3 separate regions of the Homo sapiens genome follow, and regions 1 and 2 are each linked to region 3. A link is an interaction called in ENCODE POLR2A ChIA-PET data of the cell type or tissue named here. Cell type or tissue: A673. All regions are shown on one strand.

The links. Peaks named below come from ENCODE experiments on the same cell type or tissue, not always from the same donor. Only the 100,000 strongest peaks of a DNase experiment are listed, where the experiment ranks them.
Region 1: POLR2A ChIA-PET joins it to region 3 with 9 read pairs; 2 of 35 experiments call an interaction of 5 or more read pairs at or near these places.
Region 2: POLR2A ChIA-PET joins it to region 3 with 5 read pairs; 2 of 35 experiments call an interaction of 5 or more read pairs at or near these places.

What each region holds. Positions count from the first base shown.
Region 1 is chr15:57,710,681-57,715,680 of GRCh38, reverse strand. It overlaps GCOM1 (GCOM1, MYZAP-POLR2M combined locus), which reads right to left. Exons shown (of 17, transcript NR_104371.3): 16 at 3,493-3,697; 17 at 1-1,145. POLR2M (RNA polymerase II subunit M) reads right to left here. Exons shown (of 4, transcript NM_015532.5): 3 at 3,493-3,697; 4 at 1-1,145. The coding sequence ends at 1,002. Among named protein-coding and RNA genes, the nearest start is that of POLR2M, 6.5 kb to the right of the region's middle. In A673, no CTCF peak of the experiment used is centred here; no DNase peak of the experiment used is centred here.
Region 2 is chr15:57,322,443-57,327,442 of GRCh38, reverse strand. LINC01413 (long intergenic non-protein coding RNA 1413) reads right to left here. Exons shown (of 5, transcript NR_120337.1): 3 at 4,316-4,538; 4 at 3,511-3,597; 5 at 2,404-2,593. It also overlaps the pseudogene NDUFB10P1. Among named protein-coding and RNA genes, the nearest start is that of LINC01413, 5.8 kb to the right of the region's middle. RefSeq lists an enhancer at 3,430-3,937. In A673, no CTCF peak of the experiment used is centred here; DNase peaks (open chromatin) are centred at 2,952 and 3,462; H3K27ac peaks cover 2,216 bases.
Region 3 is chr15:57,442,334-57,447,333 of GRCh38, reverse strand. It overlaps CGNL1 (cingulin like 1), which reads right to left. Exons shown (of 19, transcript NM_032866.5): 4 at 4,856-4,961. Among named protein-coding and RNA genes, the nearest start is that of CGNL1, 68 kb to the right of the region's middle. In A673, no CTCF peak of the experiment used is centred here; a DNase peak (open chromatin) is centred at 2,053; H3K27ac peaks cover 1,210 bases.

The sequences.
Region 1 (5,000 bases), 270 kb before region 3:
CGTTTATATATGGGACTGAAGCTTCTGCAGTCTATATATACCTATTTGGGGGGAAAAAAGTAAAGTACTGACAATTCAATTTTAACAAAAAAAAAATGCTTTCCTTATCAAACATTAATGTTGTGTACATGAACCTATCATCTGTGACAGCAAGGAACTCAAGCCAGGTGATGCACAAGCCTTCACCCAGCTCAGTTAGCTTGGGCTTCTCCTGTACCAGATTTGCCTGAAGTAACATGAGGTTATTTAAAAAGACCTCCACCTAGATTGCAGTGAGCCGAGATCCTGCCACTGCACTCCAGCCTGGGCGACAGAGCAAGACCCCATCTCAAAAAAAAACACAAAACCAAACAAACAAACCAACAAAAAAAACCTCCACTTTCCAGCATCTACTCAAAAGGGAAGTCCTTCCTAATCAGAAGAGAGATAACGTTCTTCCTAAGGGAAGACAGAAAAAGGAGAAGAGCATTTGTTAAGCATTCTCCATACATGTCTTCCTAGGTATTTCACATCCAATGTCTCAATAACCCCATGCAAACATGCATACAATTCTTTAGACTGCTCCCTTCATTACCCAAAAAAGAAGGGAACTATGTCTTCCTAATTGATTTTAGGTGCCTGGAACAACTAAGTATTTCACTGAAAGACATGTAATAAATGCTATTTGATAGGTAAGAAAAAGGAAAAAAGCAAAGTTACCTCTTTTCATTTGGCTTAAAGAAAAAAAAAGTATGTTCTACTATATACTAAAATATCAGACCAATACACAATATATTGCAAAATTTTAATACCATGTGGTTAAACACAATATTCAAATATTAAACTTTTCAAGCACATGAAAGTCACCTTCTGAAAGACAAACTGGGCTTTTTTTATAACTACCTTTGTGTAACTTTATAAAATTACTTCCCTCAACAATATCTGACACTGATCTTGATACTAGTTAGAAAGTCTGATGTAAGATGATGACATCTCAACGTCAGTGATTTAGGAGATTATCTTCAGAATTCATCAGAGGACCAATCGTCATCTTCATCCCTTACTTCTCGGTATCTCCCTGAAGACTCCCCTTCTGGATTATAACTCCGCATTTTAATATTCAGTCTTTCAGCTAATTTTTGCGCTGCGAGCTTTGCTTGCATCTCCTTTAAAACAAAGAGCAAAGCACAAAGTTACACGTTCACATCTCTTCCTTACAATTTTTCAATGGGAAGTTACCTAGAATCAGCAATAAGAGGGACACTGACACCTCACTGAGTGCTCCCTTGGGCAATACAAGCCTGATGGCTGTGCCCTATCAGACACAACTGGGTAATGCTTCTGACAGCCACCAGCCTGCTACAGTTGAAGTTACTGACCTCCATTAATATACAACATTGCACTGAAATACACTCCTCTATATAAGAAACTGAGTAATGAGCTTAGCACTACAATACTTATAAATACAGATGCGTTAAATATGGGGGCACATGCACATGTATACACACTCACATAACAATTTGACCTATCAAATGTCAAAAATGACTAATGCTGGGGCCCGGTGCAGTGGCTCACGCCTGTAATCCCAGCACTTTGGGAAGCTGAGGCAGGCGGATCACGAGGTCAGGAGATCGAGACCATCCTGGCTAACACGATGAATCCCCGTCTCTACTAAATATACAAAAAATTAGCCGGGCGTGGTGGCGGGTGCCTGTGAACCCGGCGTGTTCCCGGGTTCACAAGAATGAACAAGAATGGCGTGAACCCGGGAGGCGGAGCTTGCAGTGAGCTGAGACTGCGCCACTGAACTCCAGCCTGGGTGACAGAACAAGACTCCGTCTCAAAAAAAAAAAAAAAAAAAAAAAAAAAAAAAAAAAAAAAGAAGGACTAATGCTGTCTAGATTTCTACAACTGACAGGACCTTCTTCCCTAATTACAATCATGACTTCCAGACTTGGGAATTACATTTCAATGGCAAAATGAAAATCAAGAAATTAATACTAAAAAGCTGACTATTCCTCTCCAAATAAAGTCCTACAGCAACTAGTATCCAATAAAAAGTCCAAGTAAATTTCAGACACTGGCAATGTACTTAAAAACTCCCAAGGACTTTACCACCAACTGATGGTAGGTGGCAATGTCATTCCTAATTCAGTTCTTCCCTTTTCTCATGCTTTCTTGAACTTCTTGATGTCCTCCTCTTCAAGCCATGAATATGGGTCAGTAAAAGTGGGAGCTATTACCACTACAACTTCTCTGCTAAAAAAAAACAATTTAAAGATGAAGGGTTTAATTCAACCTAAAAATATCTTAGGACAGGCATTTAAGAGCTCAGAGACAGTAAACACTTCCTCAATGCTACAGCCATAACTAGACAGTCATTTTAATGCACTGAAAGAAAAATGGTTTTTTTCAAAAAGAGCACCTTGATAATGCCAATCCATGCCAAGGCTTTTATGAAAAGCCAAAGCAGATTAACAGCCTGTTTTGTTGTTTTTTTTTTTGAGACAGGGTCTCACTCTGTCACCCAGGCTATACAGAGTGCAGTGGTGTGACTGCGGCTCACTGCAGCCTCGACCTCCTGAGCTCAAGCAATCCTCCTACCTCAGCCCCACAGGTAGCTGGAACCACAGTTGCATGCCCCAATGCCCGGCTAATTTTTTGGTAAAGATGGAGTCTAGCTATGTTGCCCACGCTGGTCTCGAACTCCTGAACAGTCTGGTGTTATACTAGTTGGTGCACTAGTACCTGACTAAAATCTAGCTAATCAATACCTAGGAAGTGAGACAGGATACTGTTCTCCTGGAGGCTAAAATTATTACTAAATACTTCTAAACTTTTCTGTTCCCCTATGGTCCTTCACACTTATTTTCTCCCATCCCATTATTCTGTATACAAACTCTCAACATACATGTTTGAAGTTCAATGCAAAACACATGGAAACAAAGTGCTATGCAAAATTGATTAAGCTGCCAAAAGCAGGAGATATTTCTCTCTTCACATGGGCCTGCAGATTATGCTCTAAAGCAGTGTCTCACTGTCTGCTGGCTACACAACATTATCCTCCCACTCCTTCTATGCCCTCCCCTGTACTGCAGAAGATGGAAGCCTGGGAACTACATTCTCCTCATTCTCTAACAAGGGGTCTGGGTTTGAGTCCGCCACTGAGAAGCTGTCACATGAGTTTTACAAGGTGAAAGGGAGAGATGCGATGCTACTACTATCCTAACAGGAACAGGCAGGTAAATGAGCTTTAAGACATGAAATTCTACAAGTCTCCCCACATCTCCAGGCAAATCACCACTTTAATGTTGAAGGTAGCTGTGATCATCTCTAGCTACTTCCTGCAGTTCTAGCAACTTTGTGACTCTCTGAAAACTAGTGGCATAGATCTGAGCTCATGGAAGCACCTAATCCCCTCTATTCCATTCCTTCCTCCTTGAACCTGGAGTAAATTCTAGCTTATGTAAGCAGCACCCAACAAACAGACAAGAAAAAAAATACTCTAAATACCTCATAATTCTGTTTCTGCTGTTTCTGAAGTGCCAAGGATTCTTCTATGGAGAGCAGCTGCGTGGGCATATGGTGAAGTGGTAGAAGCCGAGCTGCTGTGATGTCATCAAGATGCTGCTTATCCCTGCGCCGCCGCTCTTCTGAGGAAATAGGAGACCCACTCTTCTGGCAATGACTAGATGAATCATTTTGTCGAAAAGGTAACCTGATGAAAGGAAAACTTGTGTTATACAATCAGATTATTTTATTTGTAGACACATTTAAAACATTCACACAAATGGCCTTTACCTTAGCAATTAATTCTCCTCCAAAGGTAACAGTAAGTAATTTACCAGTATTCATTGCTCTAACAAATAGGGGTGTGTTTGTGTGCATACAGGCTCTTTGCCTTTTCCTTCCTTATTCAAACCTTGTATTTCATCTGGAGTTTTTTTTTTTTTTTTCATTTATTCAAAGAACATTTGCAAAAGGGCTTATTGCCCAGTAGAAAGAAATACACATGTAAAGTTTCAGTGCAATACAATACCAGAGATACTGTGATAGATATCTCAACAAGATACATTGGAACATAAGGAAATGGCCAGTTCTAGTGGGAGACAGGGAGGCTAAGAAAAGTTTCAAAAAAGCTTTGAACAGTCTTGGAATAATAACTGCTTACCCATGTAAATAAGGAGAGAAGTGCATCCCAGCAAGGGGAGTGAGAGAAAGTACAGAAGGTAGACAGACTCAGCTTTTCTGGCTACACAGAAAAGACAGCGAGAAAGAGGGCTGGGAAGTAGCCTAGGCCCAGACTGCAATGAAGAGTTCTCCGTAACAAGTTCGGATTTCCATCTTACAAATTTCACTCTGGCAGCAGTGGAGATAGACTGGTAGTTAAGACTAGAGGTAGAAGGGGCCACAATTACAGCCCGAGAGAGATGAGAGTCTTCACTTCGACAGAAGATGAAGAACAATTATAGAGATGAAGATCAAAGAAATAAGTAGGTCTTCATGGCTAGCAGATATGGAGATGAGAAAAATCGAAGATACCTTAGGGGAAGAAAACCGAGAAGGTGGTGGCACTATTAGGGAATATGGAAATCACCTTGGAAAGAAACTGCAGTTCCACTTTGTACATCATTAAGCTGAGGTACCTGGGAACACCCAAGTGATCAAGTTTCATGGTTAATTGGCTATGCAAACCTAAAGTTCTGGGAAGATCTGGGATAGAGGTGCACAGGGGTCAGCCTCCAGCATCCAGGTGATACATGAAGCCAGAAGAGTATGCAGAAGGAAGAGCAGAAAGGACCCAAAGGACACTACCTGACCCCACCTTCCAACCTCCAAGCCACCTCTCACACGGAACCCTCTCAATCCCTACCTGTCTATGGCCTAAGGACTCCTCAAAGCCCTGCCTTTCCTGTTCTCCTCTAACTTATACAGGAGGCTCCCTGTCTCTTAAACTTCCTGAATTCTTGGTAGCCCTCTTCACTATTCCCTTACCTCTCTCCCACTCCCAGCTAAATGAC
Region 2 (5,000 bases), 120 kb after region 3:
CAGTTAGAAAATCAAGAGACCAGGCACTCAACCTCCAACGAGGGGAAACTAAAGGCTGAAAATAAGCTGAAGTTATACAGATTCCTGGGGGGCGGTCAGTGGGAGGGAGATGGCTGCTCAACCAATCTTCTTAGTAACCGGGTTTTTCCTGCCTGGCCTTCTGCCTTGGCCACACAGAACATCAGATCATGTCTGACTCCACACCTGCCCTTCCAGGATTCCTGCCAGAGCTGTCCCCTCCCAGCGGGCCAGCCTCAAGCCCTCCCTCCCGCATGCTCGGTCAAGCTCTCCTCCGTGCAGCTGCCAGGGGCAGCTGTCTCATGGCCACGTGTGGCTCTGCCCCCTGGTAAGAGCACAGACTCCTTGGGGCAGAGTCCATTTCTTATTCTTTTTTTTTTTTTTTTTTTTTTTTTTTTTTTTTGAGAGAGACTCTTGCTTTGTCGCCAGGCTGGAGTGCAGTGGCACGATCTTCGCTTACTGTAGCCTCCACCTCCCGGGTTCAAGCAATTCTCCTGCCTCAGCCTCCCAAGTAGCTGGGATTACAGGCACCCACCACCTCGCACGGATAGTTTTTGTATTTTTAGTAGAGACGGGGGTTTCCCTTTGTTGGCCAGGCTGGTCTCGAACTCCTGACCTCGTGATCCACCCACCTCGGCCTCCCAAAGTGCTGGGATTACAGGCATGAACCACCACGCCCGCCCCCTTTCTTAATCTTTACAGACATCCCACATACAAGACTGCTGAACTTGGCTTCTGAACAGTACAGGTAGTTCAGCTCCTTGCCAGGTAAAAAGAATTCACTAAAATCTCAAACATTAAAAAAAAAAAATCTGTTTTCCCATTGGGGAAAAAAACTCTCTTGGCTGCGTAGGGGTCCTTTATTAAGTCCACACCATGTAATATTACACAACCATTACAAAGAATCAGTAGGGACCGGGACCGAGGTGGAGGCCAGGGCAGCGCATCCAGGAGCGAAGTCCGCGCTCACTGCTGCCATGTGGGACAGCTGAGACAAGGATGTGTACCCTGCGCCCCCGCGCCACATGCCAGCACTGTCATCGCAGACTTGGCTGCCCAACCCCGTCGTCTACCTGATGAAGGCCTTCGACCTCCTAGTGGACCGACCGGCGACCCTCGTGAGAGTTTATAGAGTGGCAGCACGCAAAGAACAGGTATTACTACTACCACCGGCAGTACTGCCGCGTGCTGGGCATCACTGAGCGCAAGGAGAAGAACATCTTGTGTGTCAGGCCTCTGAGCCCAAGCTGAGCCATCATATCCCCTGTGACTGGCACGTACACATCCAGATGGCCTGAAGCAACTAAAGATCCACAAAAGAAGTGAAAATAGCCTTAACTGATGACACTCCACCATTGTGATTTGTTTCTGCCCCACCCTAACTGATCAATGTACTTTGTAATCTCCCCCACCCTGAAGAAGGTTCTTTGCAATTCTCTCCCCACCCTTGAGAATGTACTTTGTGAGATCCAGCCCCTGCCAGCAAAACATCGCTCCAAACTCCACCGCCTATCCCAAAACCTGTAAGAACTAATGATAATCCACCACCCTTTGCTGGCTTTCTTTTAGGACTCAGCCCCCTGCGCCCAGGTGAAATAAACAGGCTTGTTGCTCACACAAAGCCTGCTTGGTGGTCTCACGTGTCTTCACATGGACACGTGAAACACTGTGCATATATGAAGCCGAAATGCAGTGGAGGAGGGACTACAAAGTCGATCAAGAAATCGTCAATATTATCCAGGAGCGGCTCAAGACCTGTCAGTAGTGGGAAGAAGACAACTACAGGTAGAACTGGGCCAAGGAAGTGGAGCATTCACCCAGGTGGCCAAGGCTTACCAGGACCGCTATCAGGACCTGGGGGCCCACCATTCTGCCAGGAAGTGCCGGGCCAAACACAAGCAGAGGATGCTGGAAGAGAGAAAAGCTGCAAAAGAGGCCACCGCTGCCGCCTCCTGAGGCAGCTGTGGATGCCCCTGCTGTATGGCTGTGCTTGACTGTCTCTGTGTTGCTGAAATAAAACCCTGCAACCTGGAATAAAAAAATGAGTAAGAGGCAGGGCAAGGTGGCCCAGGCCTGTAATCCCAGCACTTTCGGAGGCTGAAGTAGGCGGATCTCTTGAGCTTAGGAATTTAAGACCAGCCTAGGCAACATGTCAAAACCCCATCTCTACAAAAAAATATGAAAATTCGCCAGGTTCAGTGGTGCATGCCTGTAGTTCCATCTACTCGAGAGGCTGAGGTGAAAGGATCGATTGAGCCTGGGAGGCGAGGCTGCAGTGAGCTGTGACTGAACCACTGCACTCCAACCTGGGCAAGGGAGTGAGACCCTGTCTCAAAAAAAAAAAAAAAAAAGAATGAACAAGATTGATATCTACTCATCTGAAGGTATTTTTCACAGTGTATTTATTGTTAGGTGAGCAAAACAAATAGCAGAGAATTGTATACGGTATGATCCAATTTTTGTCAAATAGTGACAAAAAGGAATGACAACCTTTATGTGTGAATATGTTTGAATGAACAAGGAGAAAAGCAGTTTTCAATAGCTGGTACCCAGGCTCCAGGCATAGGGAAAGGAACTGAAAGGATGTAAGAAAAAAGCAGTTTTAAAGAAAGCACTTACAAATAAGCACAAAAATGCATGCATCTGTGTAGTTATTGCAGGTTATCACGTAAAAGTAAAATTAAAACATCCACAAACCGTTAAAGGTCAACTTTAGAGTTTTAAAGTAATTGTGGTACAAACACACTTTGAAATTTCTCCTGCCTGTAAATGAAGACAGAAGAATGTGAGGGGAGGAGGGACCTGAGCGGGGGAGGGACAGGAGGGAGGGAGGAACCTGAGTGGGGGAGGGACCTGAGGGAGGGAGGGACACGAGGATAGGAGGGACCTGAGAGGGGGAGGGACCTGAGGGGGGAGGGACATGAGGGGGTGAGGGACACAGCGGTGGGGGAACACAAGCTGAGGAGGGATAGGAGGTTGGGAGGGACCTGAGGGGGAGGAAGACACGAGGCGGGGAGGGACCTGAGATGGGGAGGGACATGAGGAGGGGAGGGACCTGTGATGGGGAGGGACATGAGGAGGGGAGGGACCTGTGATGGGGAGGGACATGAGGAGGGGGAGGGACCTGAGAGGGGGAGGGACACAAGGGGAGGAGGGACACAAGGGGAGGAGGGACACAATAGGGGGAGGGACATAAGGGGAGAGGGACATGAGTGGGGGAGGGACAGGAAGTGTGGAGGGACGTGAAGTGGGGGGACCTGAGGGGGGAGTTCTGACTGAGGAGGAGGAGCACAGGGTCCCAGTTGAGGGGAAGGACAGTTAAAGACAGAAAACAGGTTTTCTCCTTTTCCTTTCTCCTCCTCCCTTTTCTCTTCACCTCCTCCCCTCCTTTCTTTCTCCCCCTCTGCACCCTCCCCTCTTCTTCCTGCCCTCTTTCTCTCCCTCCTCCTCCTCCAGGAAACTCTGCCTGGCTGAGTGGGATCTGTTCTTTACCCAGGGCGTGTCTGTCTCCAGGGAGCTGATGAGCCTCTAGGGAGAGGGCAGGCCAGGTCTCACTCCTCCTCCTGCCCTTCCCAGGATCTGTGAGATAAGTGACATGTCATCCAAGGTCACAAAATTTATTAACCCAAAAAACAGGCCTAAGATCCCACTCCCCCCAACCCACAGGCCCAAGCCACTGCATCAGGTGGCTGGAAGACATCAACGTGGGCAGATGTTCTGACTGATCAGAAACCCCTGCGGCAGGAATTGCTCTGCGGGCCTCTCATAAATGGAAGGCACCCCCAGTCCCGCCTCCCTGGGAGCCCATTGCTGAGTTTTCATTTTCCTGCTGGGAGGGCTCAGGGAGCACTGGGTCCTGGCACTTTGTGCCTCAGAGACGCTTCCAAACAAGCTGCCTGGTCCTTTGACCACATGGTGGCTGCCCGGGAACACCGGTTGGCTTCCTCTACCTCTCCGTACCCTTCCTCTGGCCACAGTATGTCTCCCCAAGGGCTACTAGGATGGAGGGTGCCTGGTGGGGGGCGGGTACCCTGCCAAGGCCTGCTCCCCACCCACCGTGGCCTCTGCCTGCGAGAACTCAAAGGGGTTACAGAAGTCTGCAGGGGTCCCCGGGAGAGTCTCCAACACCCCTTCCCCATGCTCTTGAGCTCAGCGGATGCCCCGTTTGTTTATTTGCATGAGCTAGAAACTTGGGACTCAATCCTGACAATTCCTTCTCTTTCATCCCATGGGAATTCATGGCCAAGCCTTGCCCTTTTCATCTCCCAAATGCCCCCCGAGCCCATTCCTCTCTCACCGTCCCTGTCCAAGTTGCCCCCATCTCCTGGCTGGACCCCTGCAGGAGCCCCAGGTGCACCCCTGTTTCTCTTCTGCCTCCCTCCCAGCCAGCTGACTGGGGTTGTCTGGAGTCTGGAGGGGAGGCCAGGGGGTATGGCTCCTTCAACACAGTTTCTCCCAGGCAGCTGGGGCGGAGACCCAGTGCTCCAGGCCATTCTTCACTAACAGCCAGCATGATTGTCCTGAAATAAAAATTGGATCTGTTACTCCCCTTTTTAAACCCTCAAAGGATTCCCAGATGGCTCCTCTGATCAAGACACACCGTCTACCTCTCCCAGCCTCAAGAGGCCAGCCCAGCCCACTCAACTCTCCTGGGAACAGCTCCCTTCCATGCCCCCAGCTCCGTGTTCATCCTTCCAGACCCCAGGCAAGCTCTCAGGAAGCCGTTTTCTCTTCCTTCTTTACCCTTCCCTGTTTCTAATCACGCGTGGGTGAACGTGATCATTTAATTCATGTCTTCCCGTATCGGAATTTGTCATTGTCACAGCACACGCTAATCATTCCAGAATATTTGTTGAATTGAAGGGCTAGCGAATTGCAATCGCATTCAGGTGAAGGCAGTGACCGTGGATACGGGATTGGAAAGATCACGACCCCCAAACTCAGGATTCCAGGAAGGGTTCTTGAAAAGGGGGCCATCTTCA
Region 3 (5,000 bases):
ATATTCAAAAAATAGTTCTCCAGGCTGAAGGAAACCAGTCCGAGATGGAAACACAGAAGTACAGAAAGGAATGAACAGCACTGGAAAGGGACTACATCTAAATGAAAGATGTGCGAGACCTCTCTAACAAAAATGACGGAACGCTGCTGAGAGATGCTAAGACATAAATAAGTGGGGACAAAGTTCATGTTCACAAATAAGAACACCAATAATATTAAGACGTCAGTTCCACCAAATTTATCTATGCATTTGGTATAATCCCAATCAAAATTCCTAGAGGCTTTTCTTGGTGGAAGCTGACAAGCTGATAAAAGTTTATATGGAAAGGCAAAAGACCTAGAATAGCTAAGATAATCTCGGAGAAGAATAAAGCTACCAGATCTGAAGGCTTACTAAAGTGGCAGTATTTAAACCGTACGATAGTAGTGTAAGGAGAGACAAGTAGACCAAAGTAATGGAAAAGAGTCTAAGTATTACAGAGGATATATAGCCACTGGAACTGGCATGCTGCACTACCAGGAGTGTAAATTGTTTCAATCACTGTGTAAAATCATTTGGGAACATTTAACAGTTAAAAGTACACCTAATTTACAACCCACAAATTATACTCTCAGATATATTCTCAAGAGAAATGAGTGAGTGTGTTTACAAAAAAAAAAAAAAAAAAAGTAATGTTCAGTTTGGCATTACACCTAGCAGCTAAATACCAGAAATGACCACTAAGAGTATACACTATGTTGACTGATTACAACAGAAAACTACATTTCAATACAAAATAGCTACCAGTATATGCAACATTAATGAATCCTGCTGATATAATGTTGAGGAAATGAAGCCGGACACACGAGAATACTTATTATAATACATATTGTAAAATTTTATGTATGTAAAATTCAAGAAAGGCAAAACTACTCTAGGTGATAGAAGTCACGATATGATCACCCCCAGAAGGAAGGGGGACAATTTATGGGGAAGGAACACAGGAAACCCAGGAAACCTGGGTGATGGGAGTGTTCTATATCTTGATCTAGATGGTATTTGCATGGAAGCAAACCTATGTTAAAAATTCAATGAACTGTATAGATGGAATTTGTGTAATTTACTTTATATAAGTTATACCCCAATAAAACAATATAAAAACAGATATTTGTTGAAGACTTATCTGTTTGCTAAGTTATACCCAAAGCCCCTGCCTCTGTGTTCCCAAGACCCTTTATACATATATTTGTTACAGTGTAATCTACATTACACTAGAGATTATTGCTGAGTCACCGCCAGTGAGATTCCATCCCTCTCTGCATAGCCTGTATGCAAGTAGTAAATAAGTGTATGTTAGCTAAATTGGCTTTCTCCTTTTAGATGTTACATTTCCATAATGAAGAGGGATCTGATTGAAGAGAGTCTATTACAAAATATTATCTCTCTGATCTGAGTATGAATATTAATGGATCTTTTTTTCTTCTTCTTCTTCCATGAAAATAACATGATGATTCTCTCAAAAGGATTTGGCTAAAATCCTACAGTAAAGTGGTTAGAAAACTACAAATAGCTGAGGGGAAGAAATAAAAGTAGGAATCAAAGCTAGAAACGGCGGCATCTTGGCTCACACATCCCTGAATCCAGGTGCAAGTTGTGTGTGATAAACTTGGAATGAGGTACTTCCCTACCTACTCCTGTGAAGATGATTAGAAACACAAACACACAACTTCCAATTTTCTTAGGCAAAATAACAATCCATTTTAGAAACAGAAATCCAACCCAGTGAGGGAAATTATACATTGTTCTTTCCCATACAAAATCTCTACCTGCTTTGCTGTTTTCCAGTATGGTCTCCGTCCCTAAGGGAGAGGGTTCTTACATTCTCTCCTAATCACTTAAGTGACACCGCAAAGATAAAACTCTAAAACCTTTGCCAGCAAGTAATCAGATTCCAAACCTAAGAGGGAGGGAAGAGGAGTAGGAAAACGTGGCAATTAAACAGTCATGGAGCTGTAATAGGAACCTGAAGTCTAAAAGTCTTGGTTCATTTTCTCATCATCTCTTGATTTGGCAGCTTCTTTTGTTGTTGTTTTTAAGAGACAATGACTCATTCTGTCACCCAGGCTGGAGTACAGTGGCACAATCATAGCTCACTGCAGCCTCCACCTCCTGGTCTCAAGTGACTTCTGCCTCAGCTTCCTGAGTAGCTGGGGCTACAGGCATGTGCCACCTCGCCTGGCTAATTTTTTAATTTTTCTAGAGACAGGGTCTCACTACATTGCCCAGGCTGGTCTCAAACTCTTGGCCTCAAGAAACCCTCCCTCCACAGCCTCCCAAAGTGCCGGGGTTACAGGTGTGAGGGACCACACCTAGACAGGCATTAGCTTTTCATTGGTCTCTCTTCCTCTAATCTTACCTCTTTCCAAAAGCCACAAAAGGAATAAACTTTCACAAACACAATGGTATTCACATCTGTTTAAAATCCAACAATGGTAACCCATCCCCTTCCCAGCCCGAAATGGAAACTTCTTACATAACTTCCAACTTCCAATGTCCTTGCTACCAGGCTCTTCCTCAGCCCATCCTGGCTCTGTGTTCCCACTACACTAAATTCCCTCTAACATGGCAACCCATGCCTCTTTATATTTGTCTGTGCTAGTCACTTAACTTAGAACACCCCAGCTTCCCTTCTTCTCACAAATAATTCTATGATCTCTTGGGGCACCATTAGTGTCACTGTCCCTAGAAGGGCTACCCTGACTTACCCAGTTCAGGCTGTTCACCCCTAGTCTGTGACCCACAAGGACAATCTCAACATCAAGGCCAAAGACTGCGCTCACTCTAAGAACAAACAGGTATAATTTACGAGTTAAACACATGCCTAACTCACAACTCAGCAATTTTACTTCTAGGTATATTCTCAAGAGAAATGAGTGAATGTGTTTACTCCCCTCCCCAAACAAGTACAATAATGTTCACAGTAGCTTTATTCCTAATAGCCCCAAACCAGAAATGTACACCAAGAATACACACTATGTTATACAGATACAATGGAAAATTACATTTCGATACCAAAAAAAACTACGAGTACATGCAACACTAATGAATCTTGATGATATAATGTTGAGGAAATGCAGCTACACACACAAGAATACATATTGTGAAAATTTATATAAAAGTCAAGAAAGGCAAAACGACTCTAGGTGATAGAAGTCAGGATATGATTACCTCCAGAAGAATGGGGTGTAACTGATGGGGGAAGAAACCCAGGAAACCTGGGTGATGGGAGTGTTCTGCATCTTGATCTGGTTGAGATTTGCATGGATGCAAAACTATGTTAAAAATTCAATGAACTGTACAGATACAATTTGTGTAATTTACTTTATATAAGTTATACCCCAATAAAACAATATAAAAAGGATATTTGTTGAAGACTCATCTGTTAGCTAAGTTATACCCAAAGCCCCTGTGTTCAAGACCCTTTATATTGCTCTGTAACAGCCGGTGAGATTCCAACCCGCACTCCCTGCATAGCCTGTATGCAGGTATACAAAAAAACAAGAATCGTGTTGATAATTTGGACTTCAGAGTTTTAGCAAACAAATACTGGACTGACTTTAAGAACTATGTAGAGCTCCTCAAGGCTATGTATATGCAAGGACTATGGTGTAATACGCAAGGACTATGGTGTAAAGATTCCCCAGTGGGAATTGCGTATGTGTGTGTACGGCATTGTTCTATTTGAGGCCACAGCAGCAGTCATGGGTTAGCTGAGTGCTGGGGGAATAACAAGTAGTAAAGATGGTAGGTTGACGCCTAAAATTATCCCCTGTATGTACGCTTCCCAAGTTAGAAAGAAGCTACAGACAAGTTTCCTGTTACCTGCCTCCAGGTGTCTTCCTCTTTCCTTCCCATGCAGAACTCCCCTGGGAGGGGAAAGGAAGATGGACAAGCAAGAAATGAGTTCCACACAAGGCGGTGGAAGATTGAGGAACGAGTGTTTAGCCGTACTCTCTTACGAGTGGCTTCCTTCCAGGGCACCAGGTGTGTCTGACATAGAGTAGTTGTTTATCAAATGTGAGAGGGCTCCTTCCTTAACCAAAAAAATCTCTATGTCCCCACTCAAATTCAGCACAATCAATCAGACAGGCAGTTATTTAAAAACTAACTTGGCACCACTGGGCTCTTTCCTGTCCCCTGCACCACAGCTGATCAGTGTCACCAGTCTCTAGTCCCATTCTCTTTCACACCTGAAGCTCCAGAGCTTGGGTCCAAGCCTGTTCACACTTACCTTCCATGTTTGCCTATGACAATGCTAGTCTTCCTATTCTTATTTTCCTCTTCTAAATCTCGCCATCTGTTTGTATCATCCTGTTATAGTCTATGTATTTTTAAATAAAATATCTTTAAACTTTTCTGGAAAAAAGGCTGGGAAAGGCCAAGCATGGTGGCTTACGCCTGTAATCCTAGCACTTTGGGAGGCCAACGTGAGTGGATTGCTTGAGCCCAGACGTTCGAGACCAGCCTGAGCAACATGGTGAAACCCTCACCCTACTAAAAACACAAAAATTAGCCGGGTGTGGTGGCACATGCCTGTAGTTCCAGCTGCTTGGGAGGCTGAGGTAGGAGGATGGCTTGAGCTCAGGAGGCAGAGGTTGCAGTGAGCCAAGATCATACCACTACACTCCAGCCAGGGTGACAGAGACTCTGTCTCAATAAAATGTTGCTGCAACATGTAAAACATGAAGAGTACTCCTCACTACTCAGGCAACTTCCCACTTACTGCTATAAACAAACATACAGACTGAAGAAACAGCAAGTTGTTTACCACATTCCATGCTAAATGCACTCTACAAAATACAAAACTTCCATTTACTTGGTTATTTCCTTGGGCGCTCCCAGCTGCTCGAGACTTTAAGGTCTGGATTTTCTCAAAGACCAAGTTGACTTTCCTTTTAGTAGCATCGTCATTATCAGTGCTTCTGAAAAAGGGACAGCAGAGAAAACAATGAGGGACACAA